Linked DNA regions of Homo sapiens: region 1 is linked to region 2. The links are chromatin loops, found by intact Hi-C in ENCODE. Cell type or tissue: adrenal gland. All regions are shown on one strand. Region 1 overlaps EIF2AK1 (eukaryotic translation initiation factor 2 alpha kinase 1). Region 2 overlaps PMS2 (PMS1 homolog 2, mismatch repair system component).

What was found. A loop is a pair of places that touch in the nucleus more often than their neighbours do. Peaks named below come from ENCODE experiments on the same cell type or tissue, not always from the same donor. Only the 100,000 strongest peaks of a DNase experiment are listed, where the experiment ranks them.
Region 1: it touches region 2 in a loop (2.1-fold over the local background); 28 of 110 quality-filtered maps call a loop at or near these places.

Annotation. Positions count from the first base shown.
Region 1 is chr7:6,043,080-6,048,079 of GRCh38, forward strand. EIF2AK1 (eukaryotic translation initiation factor 2 alpha kinase 1) reads right to left here. Exons shown (of 15, transcript NM_014413.4): 5 at 3,913-4,012; 6 at 2,992-3,072; 7 at 1,483-1,582. It also overlaps the pseudogene RN7SL851P. Among named protein-coding and RNA genes, the nearest start is that of EIF2AK1, 14 kb to the right of the region's middle. In adrenal gland, no CTCF peak of the experiment used is centred here; no DNase peak of the experiment used is centred here.
Region 2 is chr7:5,995,152-6,000,151 of GRCh38, forward strand. It overlaps PMS2 (PMS1 homolog 2, mismatch repair system component), which reads right to left. Exons shown (of 15, transcript NM_000535.7): 6 at 3,957-4,124; 7 at 2,175-2,272; 8 at 383-482. Among named protein-coding and RNA genes, the nearest start is that of PMS2, 11 kb to the right of the region's middle. In adrenal gland, a CTCF peak has its summit at 2,250 (motif pointing right); no DNase peak of the experiment used is centred here; H3K27ac peaks cover 1,302 bases.

The DNA.
Region 1 (5,000 bases), 48 kb after region 2:
TCAAATGAGACTACAAGTCTAAAAATGTCATGACCTTCTGGCAAAATACAAAAAGTTTATTCAAATGGCACGTGTTAGGAACCGTAAAAACAAAGCCATGCAACTATACGAGGGGTCAGCAAACAGCACAGAGGACTTGACAGTAAATATTTTAGGTTTTAGGGCCCTCTGGGACTCTGCTGTAACTGAACAATTCTGTTATGGTATAAAAGCAGCCATAGGCCCAGTGGCTCATGCCTGTAATCCCAACTCTTTGGGAGGCCGAGGCTCGAGGATCACTTGAGCTCAGGTGTTTAAGAACAGCATGCACAATATAGTGAGATTCCTCATCTCTATTTTTAAAACAAAATTTAATGTAATTTTTTTTTTGAGGCAGTCTCGCTCTGTTGCCCAGGGTGGAATGCATTGGCACGATCTTGGCTCACTGCAACCTCCACCTCCCGGGTTCAAGTGATTCTGCTGCCTCAGCCTCCCGAGTAGCCGGGACTACAGGTGCTCACCACCATGCCCACCTCATTTTTGTATTTTTATTAGAGATGGGGTTTCACCATATTGGCCAGGCTGGTCTCGAACTCCTGACCTTGTGATCCTCCTGCCTCGGCCTCCCAAAGTGTTGGGATTACAGCCATGAGCCACACTGCCCCCAGCTAACTTTAAATTTAAAAAGCAGCCATAGACAATATATAAATGAAGAGCCTGTGTTCTAATAAATTTTATTTATTGATATTTAAATTTTGGGCCAGGCACAGAGGCTCATGCCTATAGTCCCAGCACTCTGGGAGGCCGAGGCAGGTGGATCACTTGAGGTCAGGAGTTCAAGACTAGCTTGGGCAACATGGTGAAACCCTGTCTGTACTAAAAATACAAAAATTAGCCAGGCGTGGCGGCACACACCTGTAATCCCAGCTACTCGGGAGGCTGAGGCAGAAGAATCACTTAAGCCCAGGAGGCAGAGGTTGCAGTGAGCAAAGATCGCGCCACTACACTCCAGCCTGGGTGACAGAGCGAGACTCTGTCTCAAAAAAAAGAAAAGAAAAAAATAATTTCACATAATTTTCACAAAATCTTCTGATTTTGTTTAACTATTTAAAAATGTAAAAACCAACCAGGCGCGGTGGCTCATGCCTGTAATCTCAGCACTTTGGGAGGCCGAGGCGGGCGAATCACGAGGTCAGGAGATCGAGACCATCCTGGCTAACACGGTGAAACCCTGTCTCTACTAAAAAATACCAAAAAAAAAAGTTAGCTGGCCGTGGTGGCGGGCACCTGTAGCCCCAGCTACTCAGGAGGCTGAGGCAGAAGAATGGTGTGAACCCAGGAGGCGGAGCAGCCTGGGCGACAGAGTGAGACTCCGTCTCAAAAAAAAATATGTAAAAACCATTCTCAGCTTGTGGTATGTACAAAAACAAAGGCAGGCCAGATTTGGTGCACGGGCTAAAGTTTGCCAACGCTTCAACTACCATACCATCAAAAACGGCTTACCTCGTGGCTGAATCACATGAACATGTTCTATCCACGCGGTGTGATAGCCAACAATATTGGGGTGCTGAAGACCTGCCAGCACCTTCACTTCCCGTAGGACCTAGAAAAGAAATGGAAGTAGATCTGCCTTTTGCTGATAACTTGTTAAATGTTTATGCAATACTTCTTGTTCCAGAGCAAAATACAGATGGCCCCTGACTTACAATGGTATGAAGACATCACAATTTTTGACATACTTTGAATTTTGATCTTTTCTCCAGCTTGCAGTATGCGGTGCATGAGATATATGGTATTTTATTATAAAATATGCTTTGTGCTAGATGATTCTGTCCAACTATTGAGTAATGTAAGTGTTCGAAGCACATTTAAGGTAGGCAGGGTAAGCTATAATGTTCGGTAGGTTATGCATATTAAAATGCATCTCCAATTTACAATATTTTCAATTTATGATGGGTTTATCAGGACATAATCCCATCATAAGATGGAGGACCATCTGTAATGAAAACTCCTCTGTACAAGGCATCTACACTATGTTAAAATAATAGAAATTTTTTTTTTTTTTTTGAGACAGAGTCTCACTCTGTTGCCCAGGCTGGAGTGAAGTGATGCCATCTTGGCTCACTGCAATCACTTTGCTGGGTTCAAGTCATTCCTGTGCCTCAGCCTCCCGAGCAGCTGGGATTACAAGCATGCACTACCACACCCAGCTAATTTTTGTGTTTTTAGTAGAGACAGGGTTGTGCTATGTTGGCCAGGCTGGTCTCACACTCCTGGCCTCAAGTGATCTGCCTGCCTTCGCCTCCCAAAGTGCTGGGATTACAGGCGTGAGCCACTGCACCTGGCCAATATAATGGAAATATTTTTAAGAAACAAATGGCAATTGTTATAGCAACTAAATAACATATTTATAGGGCATTTTATACTTTTTATGGCACACTTATCACCATTCTCTCTTTTGATTCCTACCCCAGTCCTCCAAGGTAAGTAAAATCACTACCGTCACTACTATTTCAGGGCAGGTGACAGAAGTGGCTCAGAGGACTGGACAACTCGTCCAGAACCACACAGCATGTCAGGGAGAAGACTGACCTGGAACTGGGCTCCTGTTTTTTCATAACTAGCTATATTATATATCGATCATTTATTTTAAGAAGTTAACATATTTTAAAAATTATATATATATATATATATAAATTAGCCAGGCATGGTGGCAGATGCCTGTAATCCCAGCTACTTGGGAGGAAGGAGAATCCTTGAACCCTGCGGGGCGGAGGCTGCAGTGAGCCGAGATCACGCCACTTTACTCCAACCTGGCCAAAAGAGTGAAACTCCATCTCAAAACAAAAAATAATAATAATTTAATTTTGGTACTTTACTATAACCCCATTCCTAGTAAACTGGAAATCCACACCGCCTACTTTTGCCAAATATACACATATACATGTATAACTCTTTCAAAAAGAACTAAATACACAATTATTCAAAATAAGTAATTTTTAAAAATCATACCTTCATGCAAACTGTTTTAGTTGCACCCTTAATCAGGATTTTTTTTATTGCATAATACTGACCATCTAATTTATTCCTGACCTGAAAAGTAGAAAAAAAGACAAAGTATATTGTGTCATTAAACTTTAACTGAATAAAGAGGTTCTTTTAATCTGAGCTTAGACAATCCAAACTAGCCAAAGAGGTAAAATATAGCTAAAGACATGTCTCCTTACTATGTTCAGGGAAGTCAGCCGGACTAAGAGCTTTTCAGATAGTGTTGGAAGTCTAGCTCCTAAGAAGCTCTAGGCTGAAGAACGGGAATGTTAGCAAAAGGTGTATGTTAGCTCAAAACACAGTAGTACAACTTTTTTTGGTAACACATTTTTTAATTAAAATTAACTATAGGTCAAAAATTCAAAGTTTCCAAAATCCATGTAAACAATCAACACGGTTAGAAAAACATTACAAACTGCCCACTTCCCTGTACATGACAAATGTTAAAGAAAAGTAAATATACAAGATTTCTTGGAATTTTCCTTTGAGTACATTATATAATAATAATGAAAACAGGCCGAGCACGGTGGCTTATGCCTGTAATGCCAGCACTTTGGAAGGCCGAGGTGGGTGGATCACGAGGTCAGGAGATCAAGACCATCCTGGCCAACACGGTGAAACCCCGTCTCTATTAAAAATACAAAAATTAGCTGGGTGTAGTAGCACATGCCTGTAATCCCAGCTACTCGGGAGGCTGAGGCAGAAGAATCGCTTGAACCAGGGAGTCAGAGGTTGCAGTGAGCTGAGATTGCGCCGCGCACTCCAGCCTGGCGACAGAGCGAGACTCCATCTCAAAAAAATAAATAAATAAAAGAATAATGAAAACAATATCTGAAAACACAATTATTTAGGGTAGTAGGTCAAAACAAGTACGTGGAAGACAACCTTGTATACTCTTCCGTATCCACCTTTTCCTAAGATGGCAAGTTCTTCAAATTCATTTAAGTAACGTGAAGTTTGTGCTTCCAAGGCTACTTCCCTTGATCTGAAAGTTAAATACAAACAATCAATATTAAAACATGAGAGAATCAAAATGTTCTAGGATACCTCATGCTCACAGGATTACTAACCTCACAAACCTCATGTATCACTAAGCTGTGCTGATTTGGAAAGGATGGGCTAAAATGAAATTTTTCATCCCTATGAAGAAAACAAAATCAGGTGTTTTACCAGTAACGGGTATTCCAAGTAGAAATTATTACCGATGTTGTACAGCAGAAATCCTAAGAATCACTAACAGCCAGCAGTTGGTTAGCTAAGCTCAGAAATAAATTTACTGAAATTTCAGCTGGGCATGGTGGCTCACGCCTGTAATCCCAGCACTTTGGGAGGCCGAGGAGGGCAGATCATGAGGTCAGGAGTTCAAGACCAGCCTGGCCAACATGGTAAAACCCCGTCTCTAGTAATAATTCAAAAATTAGCCGGGTGTGGTGGCGGGTGCCTGTAATCCCAGCTACTCCGGAGGCTGATGCAGGAGAATTGCTTGAACCCAGGAGGCAGAGATTGCAGTGAGCCGAGATTATGCCACTGCACTCCAGCCTGGGTGACAGAGCAAGACTCTGTCTCAAAAAAAAAAAAAAATTACTGAAATTTCTTTTTTATTTATTTTTCTTCTAAGACAGGGTCTTGCTGTGTTGCCCAGGCTAGATTGCAGTGGCTATTCACAGGTGTGATCCTGCTACTGAGCAGCACCAGAGTACTGACCTGCTCTGTTTCCAACCTGGGCTAGTTCACTCCTCCTTAGGCAACCTGGTGGTCCCTTGCTCCTGGGAGATCAAGGTCACCATACTGATGCCAGACTTAATGTGGACACCAGACTGGCATAGTGCACTACAGCCCAGGACTCCTGGGCTCAAGCAGTCGTCTTGCCTCAGCCTCCCAAGTAGCTGGGACTGGGTATGCACCACCATAAGCAGCTTCTTAAATTTCTTAATGATGTAGACCAATTAGATTTTTATTTTAATGTAGAGTGC
Region 2 (5,000 bases):
CTCAGCCTCCCATGTAGCTGGGATTACAGGCGTGGAACACCATGCCTGGTTATTTTTTGTATTTTAGTAGAGACGGGGTTTTGTCATGTTGGCCAGGCTGGTCTCGAACTCCTGGCCTCAGGCAATCCACCCGCCTCGGCCTCCCAAAGTGCTGGGATTACAGGCATGAGCCACTGCGCCCGGACAGAAAAGTCTTCAGTTGAAACATCTGAAGCTGGGGGCCATCTGCGGTAGACTTCTGTAAATGCACAAAATAAGATAATGTTAAAGCCATGTTTCTCAAAGTCCCGAGCTCCACGTAAACTGCCTATTATCAGAAAAAAGTTATCAATTAAAAGTCAAAGGCATAAAGAACAAACTAACACAAAAAAATTTTAAATACCTTTGCTGGGTCACAAGGCCGCCGGTTGATAAAGAAAAACTGTCTGTCTGTTGAACTCCTTCCAACTCCATGCGTGCATTGTGAAATGAAACCTGAGATGCTATTCAACATTAATATGGTAAGGGCAGGATTCCAGAGTGAAAGGGATTAGAAATACGATCACATGGCACATTCTTAAAGTGAAATGAAAACAAAACACCAGGTGACATGCTGATAAGGATCACTATTGCAGTTCACGGGTATCTGTGCTCCAAATCTTGATGAGTCATCAAAGAACCAAACCTTCTGGAATATTCTAAAGCTCCTACAGTCAACCAATGCACCACAGGTGATGCAGTGCGTCCAAAACTGATGTGTTGCAGCTCTCCTTACCCTTCCTGATAAATCCTCAGCCTCTGTAAGTGGGTCTCGCTTCAAATGCATTCTCAGAACCTCCGTGCTGCCACCCCTGGTTTGTCAATGAAGTCTAACCACTTGTGCTCAGAATTTTGCCCACATTCCCTCCCCTTTCAAAACCTCCCGGGTAGGACGCTTATATCTCATGTCTTGGTAAAGCGCTTGCTTCACATGAGACCCACCCCAGGGATACCGGCATTTCCAGAAGAACACCACCTTCACATAAAGACATAAAGCTCCATGTTTACCATTTCAGGCATAAGCCAAAAGCAAGTGGAGGAAGAGTAAGAAATATAGATCTCAAGGCAACAAACAAACAAACAAAAAGAAATACAGATCTTAGGCTGGGTGTGGTGGCTCATGCCTGTAATTCCAGAGCCTTGAGAGGCCAAGGTGGGTGGATCACCTGAGGTCAGGAGTTCAAGACCAGCCTGGGCAACATGGCGAAACCCCGTCTCCACTAAAAATACAAAAAATCAGCCGGGCATGGTGGTGAACACCTGTAGTCCCAGCTTCTCGGAAGGCTGAGGCAGGAGTATCGCTTGAACCTGGGAGGCAGAGGTTGCAGGGAGGCAGAGGTTGCAGTGAGCCAAGATCACGGCACTGCACTGCAGCCTAGGCAACAAAGCAAGACTCCATCTCAAAGCTAAAAAAAAAAAAAATATATATATATATATATATATACACACAGATAGATAGATATCTTTACAGGACCAATCCTATTTATGGAAGTGTCTATTTTCTTATACGAAAAGTAATGACACTGAACTGCCTTCATCAGATGCCAGGAAAGTCAAAATCATTTAAAATGATAAAATAATTTACAAGTTAGTCTAACTAAACAGAGCCTTAAAGAAGACCTGCTCAACAGAAAACCACCTGAAATATACCACTTACTCAAAACATGGTTTGAATTAAGCAACTGACTCCTTTGTATAAATCATCTTTCTTAGCCACAGCATTGCTCACAGTTTTATAAAGGACATAAAAAACTATTATCCCTAGCCAGGCGTGGTGGCTCATGCCTGTAATCCCAGCACTTTGGGACACCAAGGTGGGCGGATCATCTGAGGTCAGGAGTTCGAGACCAGCCTGGCCAACATGGTGAAACCCCGTCTCTACTAAAAATACAAAATTAGCCGGGTGTGGTGGCACGTGCCTGTAATCCCAGCTACTCAGGAGGCTGAGGCAGGAGAATTGCTTGAACTCAGGAGGTAGAGGTTGCAGTGAGCCAAGATAGCACCATTGCACTCCAGCCTGGGCAACAAAGCAAGACTCCGTCTCAAGAAAAAAAAAAAAAGACACGAAACTATTAGCCTTAGAATCACTATCTTTAAAAAAAAAGCTCTCAGGATAAAATGTTCAATTGTAGTTCTCTTGCCAGCAATCTACTTACTAAAAAAGATTATGCAGAGCATCGGAACAGCTCAAACCGTACTCTTCACACACGGAGTCACTAGGGGGCAGCTGAACAAAAGGAATGAGGCTTTGCAACTGAAAAAAAAAAAAAAAAATTCACAGTTACTTCCTAATAAAGACAGAGTGGACTTAATCTGTTTTCTTTCTTAGTCAAGCTATTGACATTACAAGCGCAAAAAAAATTAAAAGAATCTTTTGTTTTGTTTTGTTTTTTGAGACAGGGTCTCCCTCTATTGCCCAGGCTGGAGTACAATGGCTCAATCATACCTCACTGCAATGTCAAACTCGTGGGTTCAAGCAATCCTCCTGCGTCAGCCTGTCGAGTGAGTAGCTGGGACTACAGGTGCACACCACCACACCTGGCTAATTTTTTAATTTTTTTGTAGAGATGGGATCTTGCCGTGTTATCCAAGCTGGTCTTAAATTCCTGGGCTCAAGCGATTCTCCCACCTCAAAATTGTTGGCCGGGTGGTTCAAACACATAATCCCAACAGTTTCCTCTCCCAGAGTGCTGGGATTACATGTGTGAGCCGTGGGAACAACAATTTTGATTTTATGATATAAGAAAGATGAAACAAGTACCTACTTATTCAGAACCCACACATTGCCCACAATAACTTATATTTTTTTCAGAGAGAGAGTGAAAAGACGCAGTATACGAGTGTCTCTGGAAGAATAAAATGAAACACATTCAGCTCTCAAACATCAATTTTTGTGATAGGTACTTTGTTTTTTTTTTTTTTTTTTTCCTGGGATGGTGTCTTGCTCTCTCGCCCAGGCTGCAGTGCAGTGGTGCAATCTCAGCTCACTGCAACCTCCATCTCCCGGGTTCCAGCGACTCTCCTGCCTCAGCCTCCTGAGTAGCTGGGATTACAGGTGCCTGCCACCACGAACAGATAATTTTTGTATTTTTAGTAGAGATGGGGTTTCACCATATTGATCAGGCTGGTCTCAAACTCCTGACCTCGTGATCCGCCCACCTCAGCCTCCCAAAGTGCTGGGATTACAGACGTGAGCCACTGCGCCGGGCCTTGTGATAGGCACTTTAAAAATCAATTCTTAATCTGGGCGCAGTGGCTCACGTCTGTAATCCCAGCACTTTGGGAGGCCGAGGCAGGCGGATCACTAGAGGTCAGGAGTTCGAGGCCAGTCTGGCCAACAAGATGAAACCCCATCTCTACTAAAAATACAAAAAATTAGCTGGGCCTGGTGGCATGTGCCTGTAATCCCAGCTACTCAGGAGGCTAAGGTAGGAGAATTGCTTCAACGCGGGAGGCAGAGGTTGCAGTGAGCCAAGATGGCGCCACTGCACTCCAACCTGGGCAACAGAGCAAGACTCCAGCTCAAAAAAAAAAAAAACCGGCCGGGCTTGGTGGCTCACACCTGTAATCCCAGCACTTTGGGAGGCCGAGGCTGGTGGATCACGAGGTCAGGAATTCGAGACCAGCCTGGCCAACACGGTGAAACCCCGTCTCTACTAAAGATACAAAAAATTAGCCTGGCGTAGTGGAGCATGCTTGTAATCCCACTACTCGGGAGGCTGAGGCAGGAGAATTGCTTGAATCTGGGAGGCGGAGGTTGCAGTGAGCCAAGACAACACCACTGCACTCCAGCCTGGGCAGCAGTGCGAGACTCCCTCTCAAAAAAAAAAAAAAAATCAATTCTAAGATTTTATTCTCCATTCTACTGGAAGGGACAATGGAAACCCGCTATAATCACTAGAGCAATAAGAGGCGTTGAAGTAACCGGCCATCACTACCTGCTTCTGCCCAAACACAGAGCCGATATTTTCCTTTATGCTGGGGCTTCCACCTGTGCATACCACAGGCTGTCGTTTTCCTTGTCCAAGCTGATTGGTGCAACTTACACGGATGCCTGCTGAAATGATACAGTATGCATGTAAGACCTGGACCATTTTGGCATACTCCTGTTTAAAAAACACAAACACAATATTCTACATTACTTTAATATTATAGGAATTACACAGCTCAAGTTACAACATCCAACGCAAGGTTCTCACATCATCGCACAAATCAAGGGAAGCACTGTTGACAGAATGATCTGTAAAGAGGTGTCTTCCTATATTCTACAGAAAGGAACGCAGAGCTTTTGGCTCCTGGTCACAGTCCTCTCACTTCCCAATGTGCCATGCATCCTGGTAAAACAACTAAAAAGTACAGCCTGTAATCCCAGCTACTCAGGAGGCTGAGGGCAGGAGGATCACTTGAGACCAGGAGTTCAAGACCAGCCTGGGCAACACAGCAAGACCCTGTCTCTACAAAAAATTTAAAAAAAAAATTAGCCGGGCGTCATGGCATGTGCCTGTAGTCACAGCTACTGAGGAGGCTGAGGTGGGAGGATCGCTTGAGCCTAGGAGTTCAAGGCTGCAGTGAGCCATGATTGCACCACTGCACTCCAGCCTCGGTGACAGAGTGAGGCCCTATCTCTAAAAATGAAAATTAAAAAACTGAAACGTACATTGTGTTTGATTTTATAATCTCTCCTTTTGAAATGTATCTTCGTATAATAGAAACACTGGCACAAGCATTTTGGTATGCAAAGAGATACACAAAAATGTTCACTGAAACAATCTCTATGAACAAACAGAAACAACCTAAGCAAGCATCATTGAGGAGTTGATTAATTATGGTATAGCCATAGCGCAGCAGAATGACAACAAATAAGGCAGTGTGCACCGACTAAAAAAGACAATCACAATATGCTAAGTAAAAAGTCAGTTATAGGGCCAGGCATGATGGTTCACACCTGTAATCCCAGCACTTTGGGAGGCTGAGGCGGGAGG